Regions from separate parts of the Homo sapiens genome. Here region 2 is linked to region 1. Evidence: chromatin contacts called from ENCODE Hi-C or POLR2A ChIA-PET data. All regions are on one chromosome and are shown on one strand. The core of a region is the stretch at or near the end of the contact, and the rest is flanking DNA. Distances in the headings are between cores, read along the strand shown.

Region 1 (5,033 bases), core at 1,252-3,751:
CCCGGATTCTCAGCCTTTGGATCTCATCTTCTAACTATCAACTTAGTCTTCCTTGTCTCCTTAATGCACTGGGGTGGTTTCTGGAGTTGGAAAATTGTTTTTTTCACTTATATTACTGACTTCATCTAACTTCCAACTTCTATATATATAACAACTAATAACATATTCACAGCTACAAATAATTTTCTCTCAATAACAATTCAATAATATTACATAGTTACTGTCTCTTACTCACTTAGTATTTCCTGAACTCTTCTTCTCCGATAAATACAGATGGTTAAATCCCTTTTCTTATTCTTAAATTGTCTACTTTCACTATTTCTCTCCTTTCATCAGGTTAATTACCTACGTAAACCCAATGTTGTCTTACTCGGTGGGTTTTTATCTAGACCAGTGTTGCCCAATAGAAATTTCTAAGATGATGGAAATGTTCTATATCGGGCTGTGTAATAAGGTACTCACCAGCCACAAGTGGCTACTGAGCACTTGAAATGTGGCTTGTGTGACCACGTATTAATAATTGATAATACTTCATTCTCTATCCACTGGAAACTTACATTGAGGAGCAATATAGCTCTGTGGCTGGGAGGACAGGCTTTGGAGTGAGGTGGCTCTGGGTTGTTACACTGGATTTACTAGCAGAGTGACTTTGGTTTGAGCAAGTCAGTCCACCTCTATAGGTCCCCATTTCCTCAGTTAGAATATAGGCATAATAATAGTCCCTATCCCATAGGGTTGGTGTGACTATTAAATAAAATACCCAATGAAAAGTGCTTAACCTCGTGCTGGGTATGTAGTAATTATCAAATAAATGTTTTTGCTGATGTTATTATTTAAAAAATTATTTTCTAGAGCAAAATTACTTATATGCTCCCAAATGAATCTCCAAGGATAAAACTGCAGCAACAGTAGATAGTTTGGAGATAGATAGTTGTTGAATGAATGAATAAACAATGAATGAATGAATTACTATGACGAACAAATGTTCTGTTCTTTACATGCTCAGGGTCACTTGCTGAGTCAGAAGTAGAGGCAGCAGTAAGAACTCCGGCTATGGCCGGGTACGGTGGCTCACTCCTGTAATCCTAGCACTTTGGGAGGCTGAGGTGGGCGGATCACCTGAGGTCGGGAGTTCGAGACCAGCCTGAACCCATCAGGCTGAACATGGAGAAACCCCGTCTCTTCTAAAAATACAAAATTAGCCGGGTGTGGTGGCACATGCCTGTAATCCCAGCTACTTGGGAGGCCGAGGCAGGAGAATTGCTTGAACCTGGGAGGTGGAGGTTGCGGTGAGCCAAGGTCTCACCATTGCACTCCAGCCTGGGCAACAAGAGTGAAATTCTGTCTCAAAAAAAAAGAACTCCAGCTTTGACTAAATTTGTCTCTGTGCTCTCAGAAAGTTTGCTATATAAGATGAGCATAAAACTCTTACCCATGGCAAGTGTAATTGGGCAGGATGGGACTTTAAATTTCTACTTTATGTCCTGCCTTGTTTGAATTTCTTAGAAGCATGGATTATTTTTATAGTAAGAACAAGCAATTACTGTATATACAATTAATTATACTAATAAAATAGTCACAAAGTAGCATCAAGTACCTTGAATTAGTATTACAGTACCTTATGTGGGTAATGCCTGACTGAACAAGATTAGTAATATTTGGCAATTTTAATTAAAATGTTTGATAGGTTTTTGGGATTAATATTTTCTTTCTGGTCAGCAATGTAAAAAAAAGTAAGATTCACATGAAATTGACATAACAGACCCTCAATACACTCATACACACACATTCTTTTATAAAAATTTGATACAGGAAATTTTAGTCAGAACAGGTTAACATAGTTACCAAACTTCATAGTGATCAAAGCTTTGAGGTCATTATGTACTCATGTTTTTCTCAGAAAGAGACAAAGAGAGGAGAGAATAAAAAAAAAAAGAGACTGTCCTTCCTCAAAGCCAGTAGCTATTGCATAATATATTTTTTTCAATCCATGTGGAGTATAGTGTGAAAGAATTTTATTATTTGCTTTCAGAATTGTATTTGTACTTAGAAATGCTTTGCAATTAGTGGACTATGATATTTTAATAGTTGAATCAATTAAATAAACATGCTAATGTTCATATTTTCCACTTGTAGCTCCCAGATTTAATATAACAACAAAATAAGGAAGTTTATTATTTTATATTATATGCTTAAATTAAGAGAATCATTCATGATTGATTTGGATACATTTGTAAAACCTACATGATGTATCCCTGGTGAAGTCCTGTGAAACACAACCGCTGAACATTGCTAAACTGTACAAAACTTTTAAATAAAACATTCCTATCTCTAATATGTTTGCCAGAATAATGAATCACAGTAGGCTGCTGTCGGTAAGCTAGCAGCCAGTGACGTGTGTTCCTTTTGCTTTCCTTTAACTTTGAGCAAGTGGTTGCAGTTATTATCACCAAAACCAAACTATTGGGAGCGTTCTGATCTGTACGACAGTTTATGCCTCACATGACTGATCTTCTCAAAAAGGTTGTGATGGGCATGCATCGCTGACTCACTTACAATTTGTCAAAATCATGAACAAAACACACATACGCCCCCACTTCTGTTTCTTTAGACTTTTTTATAACCACACTTCATTTCCTTGGCATGTCAGTGTGGGGCTGATGGCAGGATTCAGTGAAAAGTTGGCAAATGTAATAAAGAGTATTCAAACTTTGGAGTAAGTCACTATCTCTACTTCTCAAACAGTTTTGCATTTGTACAATGAGGATATTTACACTTACAGAATAACTGAGCACTTACTGAAATACGTTAAGGCATTTTAAAATTGTTTTTTAATTTGTAAAATAGTACATATTCACCGTAGAAATTTTTAAGATACCAAAAAGCATAAAGAACAAAATAAAAGCAATGTATTATTCCACTACTTCGAGATTACCACTAACAATTTTTTTCTTTTTCTTAACACCAAAATATAAATATACAACTTTGTATCCTGCTTTTTTCACCTCATCTTATAGAAAGTTATTCATCCAAAGTCACTGAATAATAAAGCTTTATTTTTAAACTGTAAAATGCTACATAAATACAAGGTCCATGTGCCATTTGCTGTTCAATCTTCAGTTCTGAGTCTGAAAAAGACTAATGCGTTATCAAGGAGACTTGAAGTATCTATTGCTTATTCCTCAGTGCCCAAATTGACTATTTAGTTTGTTGAATTGAGATGGACTTTTTATTTTCATGTTAATATCAAATTGAAAAGTGCAAGACGTACTCACTATCAAGTAATGGTAGACCTGAACTAACACGGTAAAAACACATTCACAATTTAAGTAGAGAAGCATCTTTGAATTCTACTTTCAATTTCCTAAGCATTTCACCAAGTAGTATGGGAAGCATGGGTTTTTGTCAACAGCATCTCCATGAGTGAAGCTTTGCAAACAAATGAAATAACTTTTGTGAGCTATTAGCAAGACTAGGAAATTAGCAAATTAGTAAACAGGCCAAATTTAAGTTATAAAGTTTTTTGATTGAAATAAGACATTTGGGTAATTTGTAAATCAATAAGGACAGAGGAATAAAGTAGTTCCATACAAATTCATATATAGAATGCCAAGAAACTTCTTTATTTTCCAATATTATAAAAGAAGTAGAAGTGGTCTTAAGAAAGAGAAACCCTTTTAATTATGACTTGGTGATATAAACACTAACGAGACACGTGGCCCAGTGAAATCCCGATGTACCACAGCTGTCTGGCATCCCACTGCACACTGGCAATAGAACATTCCCTGTAGCCTATATTTAAACTTGGCACCTGCTGGGGAATCCCCTGGTGTGGTCCTGAAGTCAGTGGTGCAGCTGTTAATTTCCACAGTTTGCTTTAGTTACTAGGAGGCTGTTGCCAGATTAGGAAGACAGAGGGCCGTATGGATAAAAGACGTACCAGAGCCCTTGGAGTTGCTAGAACATTTCAGAGATCTAGTATGATAGGCCAGATGGACCAGGTTGTGTCACAATTTAGTTCTTGAATTTGGGGCAATAAGCATGGACATAGGGAAACAGCATGAAATGAAACATTCATTATTTATTCAAAGTCTATCAACTGAGTTCCCACTATGTGACAGAGACTTTCCATTTTCTGGAGATGTAGTAATGAACACGATAAATGATATGTTTGTTATCTTAAAGTATACAATAAAATAATCAGCTTTCTTAATGTTTGTTTTTGTATTAAATCTAGAAGATGCAAGTGAAAAATATGAACCTTAGCATGTTTAGTAGAAGAAAAAGACTGTAAATATACTACTGAAGAAACAAAACATGGAATATGATAAGTTAAATATAACAAAATTAAAACAAGACTATAAGTAATAGGGAGTAAATGGGTTGCTATTTTACACTGGGTGATCAGGAAGACCTTTCTAAGGAGATGGCATTTAAGGTGAGACCCAAATAACTCGAAGGATAGAGCCATGCAAAGATGGAGGAGTGAGAACAAGGGAAGATGCTGTCGGCAGGAGGAGCAGTTAGTGCCGAGGTTGAGGAACTGAACAGAAGTGTGGCTGCAGGGTCAGGAGAAGCAAGGGATGGTGTAAAATGAGCCCTAGGTGCCTGATTCTGAGAGCTTTATTAGCCAAAGTAAGGAGTTTGGGTTTATTCTAAATGGTATTGGATGCATTTAAATGGAGCCGTAATATGACAGGCCTCATTTGAATTCCAGCTCCACAGTTCATTTACTATGTGACTTGGGGTAAATTTAATTAATTTGTCCAATACTCAAGACAGTGTTAGCCAGACCTGGTACCACATTCCAGGGATTACACAGATGCATTAGATATAGTCTTTAAAATAGTTCACAGCCTAGTGGGAGACTTCATCTTTTTAAACCTCTTTCCTACTCTGGACAATTAAAATAATAACCTCCAAATTCTTTACAGTATTAGACATGATGCAGAACAAAAAAACTTCTTAATAAATGGTAGTTATGAAGTCTGTTATTATTATGCACTTCCAGTAGGTTATATAAAAGCTTTTAA
Region 2 (5,033 bases), core at 658-3,157, 44 kb before region 1:
AAGGGGCCAGGCCTTTGTACTTCTACATTGACCAGTTACTTAATGCACGCTGACCCAGGGTGGAGAGAGGGACATAAACGTGGGCCAGGAAACTCCCTCAGCTGAGGGCAATTCCTAGGCAGGGACTCAGCTGTGAGCTTTAAGCAGAAAACATTGCTGGGAGCTGGGGGAGTGAATGCCTTAGAGCTTTAGCGCATCACAGCATCCACTACAGGGACTGCCGCTTGAAAGACATATCATGACAGTACTCAAATGCCAGGACTAGTTTCATTTTGGTCTCCAGACGGAAACAGTCTCTTCTGGCCAGAGAACATTTAAATGTTTCCCATTGTCACAACAGACAAGATAACAAAGGAGTCAGATCAAAGAATGCTAATCCTGGTTAGAGGAGGCAATTACTCAAGAGAACAGAGATAAGGAATAAGGTAATTCCAGTGAGAGGAGCACAAAGCATCACATAGGTGCTCCTAGGGTTTACAAGCAAAGAATCATCTGCATAGAACCTTGAAGCAAGATTTTTTTTTTGAGACAGGGTCTTGCTCTGTTGTCCAGGCTAGAGTGCAGTGGTGCAATCATGGCTTACTGCAGCCTCCATTTCTTGGGCTCAGCTGATCCTCCCCTCTAAGCCTTCCAAGTAGCTGGGACTATAGGTGCATGTCACCATGCCTGGCTAGTTTTTTGTAGACACAATTTTTTGTATTTTTTGGGTTTTGTCTCCATTGCCCAGGCTAGGACTGAAGCAAGCCACCCACCTCAACCTCCCAAAGTGTTGGCATCACAGGCATGATCCACCACACTCAGCCTTGAAACCAGATTTAAATATCTCAGCCCAGACAGTGTCTTAACAGAAACAGAACAGCTGAGGCAAAAAAAGAAGATTCTCTTAGCCCAAAGTCAGTGCCCTCATCCAAACTACTTAATTGTGATGACCAGTACCTTGATAAGAGCTGGAATGGATATTACATTATAATTTATTCAATACATCTGTTAAAACAAAGGTGTCAATTTTTGCTTCTCCTTAAAAGTCTTTAGGCTGGCATTTTAGGGTAAAATAGAAGGGTATTATATATCCAATCTCAAGTTGTCTATCTAGCAATTTTTCTCTAAATCAAGTTCTTTTCATCATCTCTAGCTCCACTAACGGGCAAAATTTTTCCTCCTTGCTAGTCCGAAACCCCTGAGAGGTAGCATCTCTGTTCTCATGAGTACCAAAAATGGGAAAATGTGGGACAATTCTCATTTCTCTTTACTGCTCTGCCCCTTTGTTTATCGTATTAATTACACAGAAGACTGCACAGATATATTAGATTTTACTGATTGGTTGGAGGTGGCTGATGAAAATTATAATGTAGGGTGAGAAAAAAAAGCTATTTCTTTTTCTTTTGAGACAGGGTCTCTTGCCCAGGCTGGAGTGCAGTGGCAGTATCTTGGCTTGCAGGAGCCTCAAACTCCCGGGCCCAAGAGATCCTCCCACCTCAGCCTCCCAAATAGCTGGAACTATAGGTGCACCACACCTGGCTAATTTTTGTATTTTTTGTAGAAACAAGGTTTCGCTATGTTGCCCAGGCTGGTCTCGAACTCCTGAGCTCAAATGATACACCCACTTCGGCCTCCCAAAGTGCCAAGATTACAGGCGTGAGCCACCGTGCCTGGCCGAAAGAGCCATTTCTGTGTAATTTTTCTGCATAGTTTAAAATAAAACCATGTAAGAAACTGACTGTCATAGGCAGTTATAGTTCTCCCCAGTCCTTGTTCCTTTAAGTTTAGATCTCTTTGTAAGAATATAAACTTCTAACTCTGCCCATAGCTCCCCATGTACTTTTCAGGTAATTCTATCTTTAGTCATGAAAGTTGATGTTCCCTTAGGATTCACGCTTCTTTTCTCAGCAGTATCTTTAGCCAAATCTGAATTAATCTGTTCAGAATGAACAAGCAGAATAGTCTTTGGATTTGATCCAAATCCCTGAAGCACTTTGGGAATGAGAATGGCTATGCCAGACAGAGAGACCCTGGCGACTTATGATACTGCAGAACACAACAGGCACTTCAGATTGGTCCCAGGTAAGGCTTCTCCACCACTGTGTCACACACTTCTCTTTATTCTTTCACTTGTCTGACAAATAACAGTTGAATCCAATATCTACCCCCAAAGCCCCCTTTTAAGGACAGACTAAACCCGTATGAAAGAAAAAAAATGTTTTCTTACTAGTTCTGTAATTTGCAAAGTCAAATTCTTCTCTTGAGGTGTAATTGATATAATACACAGAGTATTTCATGTCATACTGTCTGCCTCTTCCCAACTTTGAATTGCAGACTTGGGTCCATTAGAAATAAGAAACTGATCATTTACTGAGTTAAGCATTTCCATTTAATCATCATTCCATCTTATATATTTTTCATTTTAGAGTTGGTTCAGTTATATTCAACAAATTCTTTTAAACCCTCATTTAGTCCTCTACGTACTGATATATATATAGATGCCTAAACCAAATGGACCTCATTTCCTTTAAAATTCTGATATCCAAAATAAGCAGCACCAGGTAAGTAACTCCTGTTATGGGATCTTGTCTGGGCATGCTATACTTTATACTAAATCACCTGAAATATTCCTTGGTTCTTAGGAAAACAAGCATCCTAGGTGATTTAGATAATTTAGGGTGCTTATTTGAAAAAAGGTTTGGGGCTTTATTTAATCATTTTATTTATATATTTTTAAATTATTTGAGCATAATAAAATATTAAAAGAGTGTTTTTCCTCCTTTGTTATTTCTGAAGTATTGAATTTATTTGCAGTTAAGTTGAGGGAGAGCAGTGATATTGAGCAGTCAGCTAAAGAAACAAAGCTGTAGAGGTAAGTAGACCAGGTCTTAGAAAACCTTGTCTTTCATGCTAAGAAGTTTAGACATAAAATCAATAGCTTAAGGCAGTGGGAATCCACTGTAGACCTCCCTTTTTTTTTCTTTTTTCCATTGAAGGATTTTTTACAGTAAAGTGACATGACTCTGTTTTTGTTTTAGAAAGATTAGGTTAGTGGCAGTGTAGAAAATAAATTTAAGAAGCATTGATCCATTTGTTCATCTAACAAATATTAAATATTATGAATGTTCTTTTCCCTCAGGGAGCTTAATTTTTTGAGGGAGACAAATGACAACCATTTATATAATAAGTAATTTATTTATACTTGGGAGGATTGCTATGAATGAGGAGTACAGCATTGAATAAGAATGTATAATGAGGAGGCCAGGCGCAGTGTCTCATGCCTGTAATTTCAACATTTTGGGAGGCCTAGGCAAGCTGATCACTTGAGTCCAGGAGTTGGAGACCAGCCTGGCCAACATGGTGAAATCCCATCTCTACTAAAAACACAAAAATTAGCCAGGCATGGTGGCAGGTGTCTGTAATCCCAGCTACTCGGGAGGCTGAGGCAAGAGAATCGCTTGAACTTGAGAGGCGAAGATTGCAGTGAGCCGAGATCAGCCACTGCACTGCAGAGTCTCACTCTGTCAGGAAAAAAAAAAAAAAAAAAAAAAAAAAAAAAAAAAAAAAGAATGTATAAGGAGAAAACTAGTTTTGTGGAGGTTCAGGGAAGCCTTCTAGAGAATAAGACTTGAGGCACAGAGACAAATTATGTCTGTTGCCTAACTGAAATTGGATGAAATTGAATCAGTTGGGGATATATCACATAGAATTAAATAGATCCCCCAAAGAGTTGATGATTATGTGTAAGTGGGGAAGCTAGGATTCTAGGAAGATACACAAGTATTTGGCTTAGACAACTGGATGGATGATGGTTGGGAGGTGAGGGAAGATGTTGATTTTGGAGTGTTCATAGGCCATGGTAGTTCACACCCCCAGAAAGTAATTGGGTATAGAAATTTGGAATAAAAGAAAAACCTTTGGACTAAAGATATCATTTTCGAGTCATTGAGACTGAGTTGATAAATATAGGTATAGAATTAGAAGAGATAATTTGTAAATAATTTTCAGAATGAGACTAGAAAAAACTTAGTACATAATCTTAAAAAATAGTAACATTTAAGGGATAGACAGGGGAAGTGGAATTCATGGAAAATACTGAGAAGAAACTAATAGAGAGCCAGGAAGGAAACTTTGGTGTCATGATCTGTGGAAGGCAGAGGAAGGACGAGGGCTTGGCCACTGATGTCAAATGCTACAGAGAGCTCGAGCAGATATGGAAAAGTATCAACCAGCTTTAGTAACAAAGGCATCACATGATCAGGATAGTTTCTGTGGAGTGGTAATGAAGGCCAGATTGCAAAGAATCACTGAACAATAAGGAGAAACAAATGCAGACCATTCATTTAAGATTCTTGACTATAGAGAGATGAAAGAGATCACCATGGATGAGTTTACTATAGTCTAAGCACTGTTTTAATTTTTTTTAAGATTTCTTTTTAATTTTTAGCTGATAAAGATCTGAGCATGTGATGAATATGGGAAAAAGCCAATCAGAGAAAGAATGGTCAGAGATACAGGAGAGTGGGAGTGTCCTGACAAGAGTGAAGTCCCACAGCAATAGGTGGGGTGGGATCCTGACCGCTGGTGGAGAGAGAGAGATGACTTCCTGTTAAAGTCAGCATTTGTCACTTTCCTCTTGATCTTGTAATAGAGTGATTACAACAGAATAAATTCATACAGTTTCACAGACGAGAATGAAAGAGGTGTCAGGAAAAAGAGGGAGTTCAACAAGATTCTAGAAGATGGAAAGTGAATGGCGTTTTCACAGATGTAGTAGGGAGGCTGCAGCCAAGAGGGTCTCAGAAAAGATATGAGTAAGAAGAAAAATGATTTTCTTGCAGAACCCAGTGAGGGTCAGAAGATATTTTTAGACGTTAGGTTCAGCAGAGAAAAGTTCAAAACATGGAGATGGAAGTCTATACATGGAATTGCCAATTACTACAATGTACATAATACTGGCATAATTTCCTCTAATTCCCAGTTAGAAGATCAGAAGTTTCTTCTCTAAGTAAATTGGACAGTGTCCCCCCACCCCCCCCAACAAATGACCTCTA

What was found. Hi-C counts contacts between places; a loop is a spot of excess contacts on that map. ChIA-PET counts read pairs that join two places held with the same protein, here RNA polymerase II (POLR2A). Pooled maps may share reads with other maps.
Region 2: a loop to region 1 is called in a pooled map, with 2.3 times the contacts of the local background. The contact joins the promoter of RGS2-AS1 here to the enhancer-like site in region 1. A Hi-C loop is called at or near these places in 2 of 168 maps with a recorded cell type or tissue (heart left ventricle and sigmoid colon) and 9 of 50 pooled maps. POLR2A ChIA-PET finds 5 or more read pairs at or near these places in 7 of 52 experiments (A673, BJ, MCF 10A and 3 more).

What each region holds. Positions count from the first base shown.
Region 1 is chr1:192,902,124-192,907,156 of GRCh38, reverse strand. No RefSeq gene overlaps it. Among named protein-coding and RNA genes, the nearest start is that of RGS2-AS1, 44 kb to the left of the region's middle. Within about 2 kb of position 2,501, at least 7 of the 41 ENCODE cell types and tissues checked have a DNase peak (open chromatin) inside an H3K27ac peak, as active enhancers do; they include sigmoid colon, where a contact is called at or near this core.
Region 2 is chr1:192,945,131-192,950,163 of GRCh38, reverse strand. RGS2-AS1 (RSG2 antisense RNA 1) reads left to right here and starts at 1,907. Exons shown (of 3, transcript NR_126003.1): 1 at 1,907-2,061.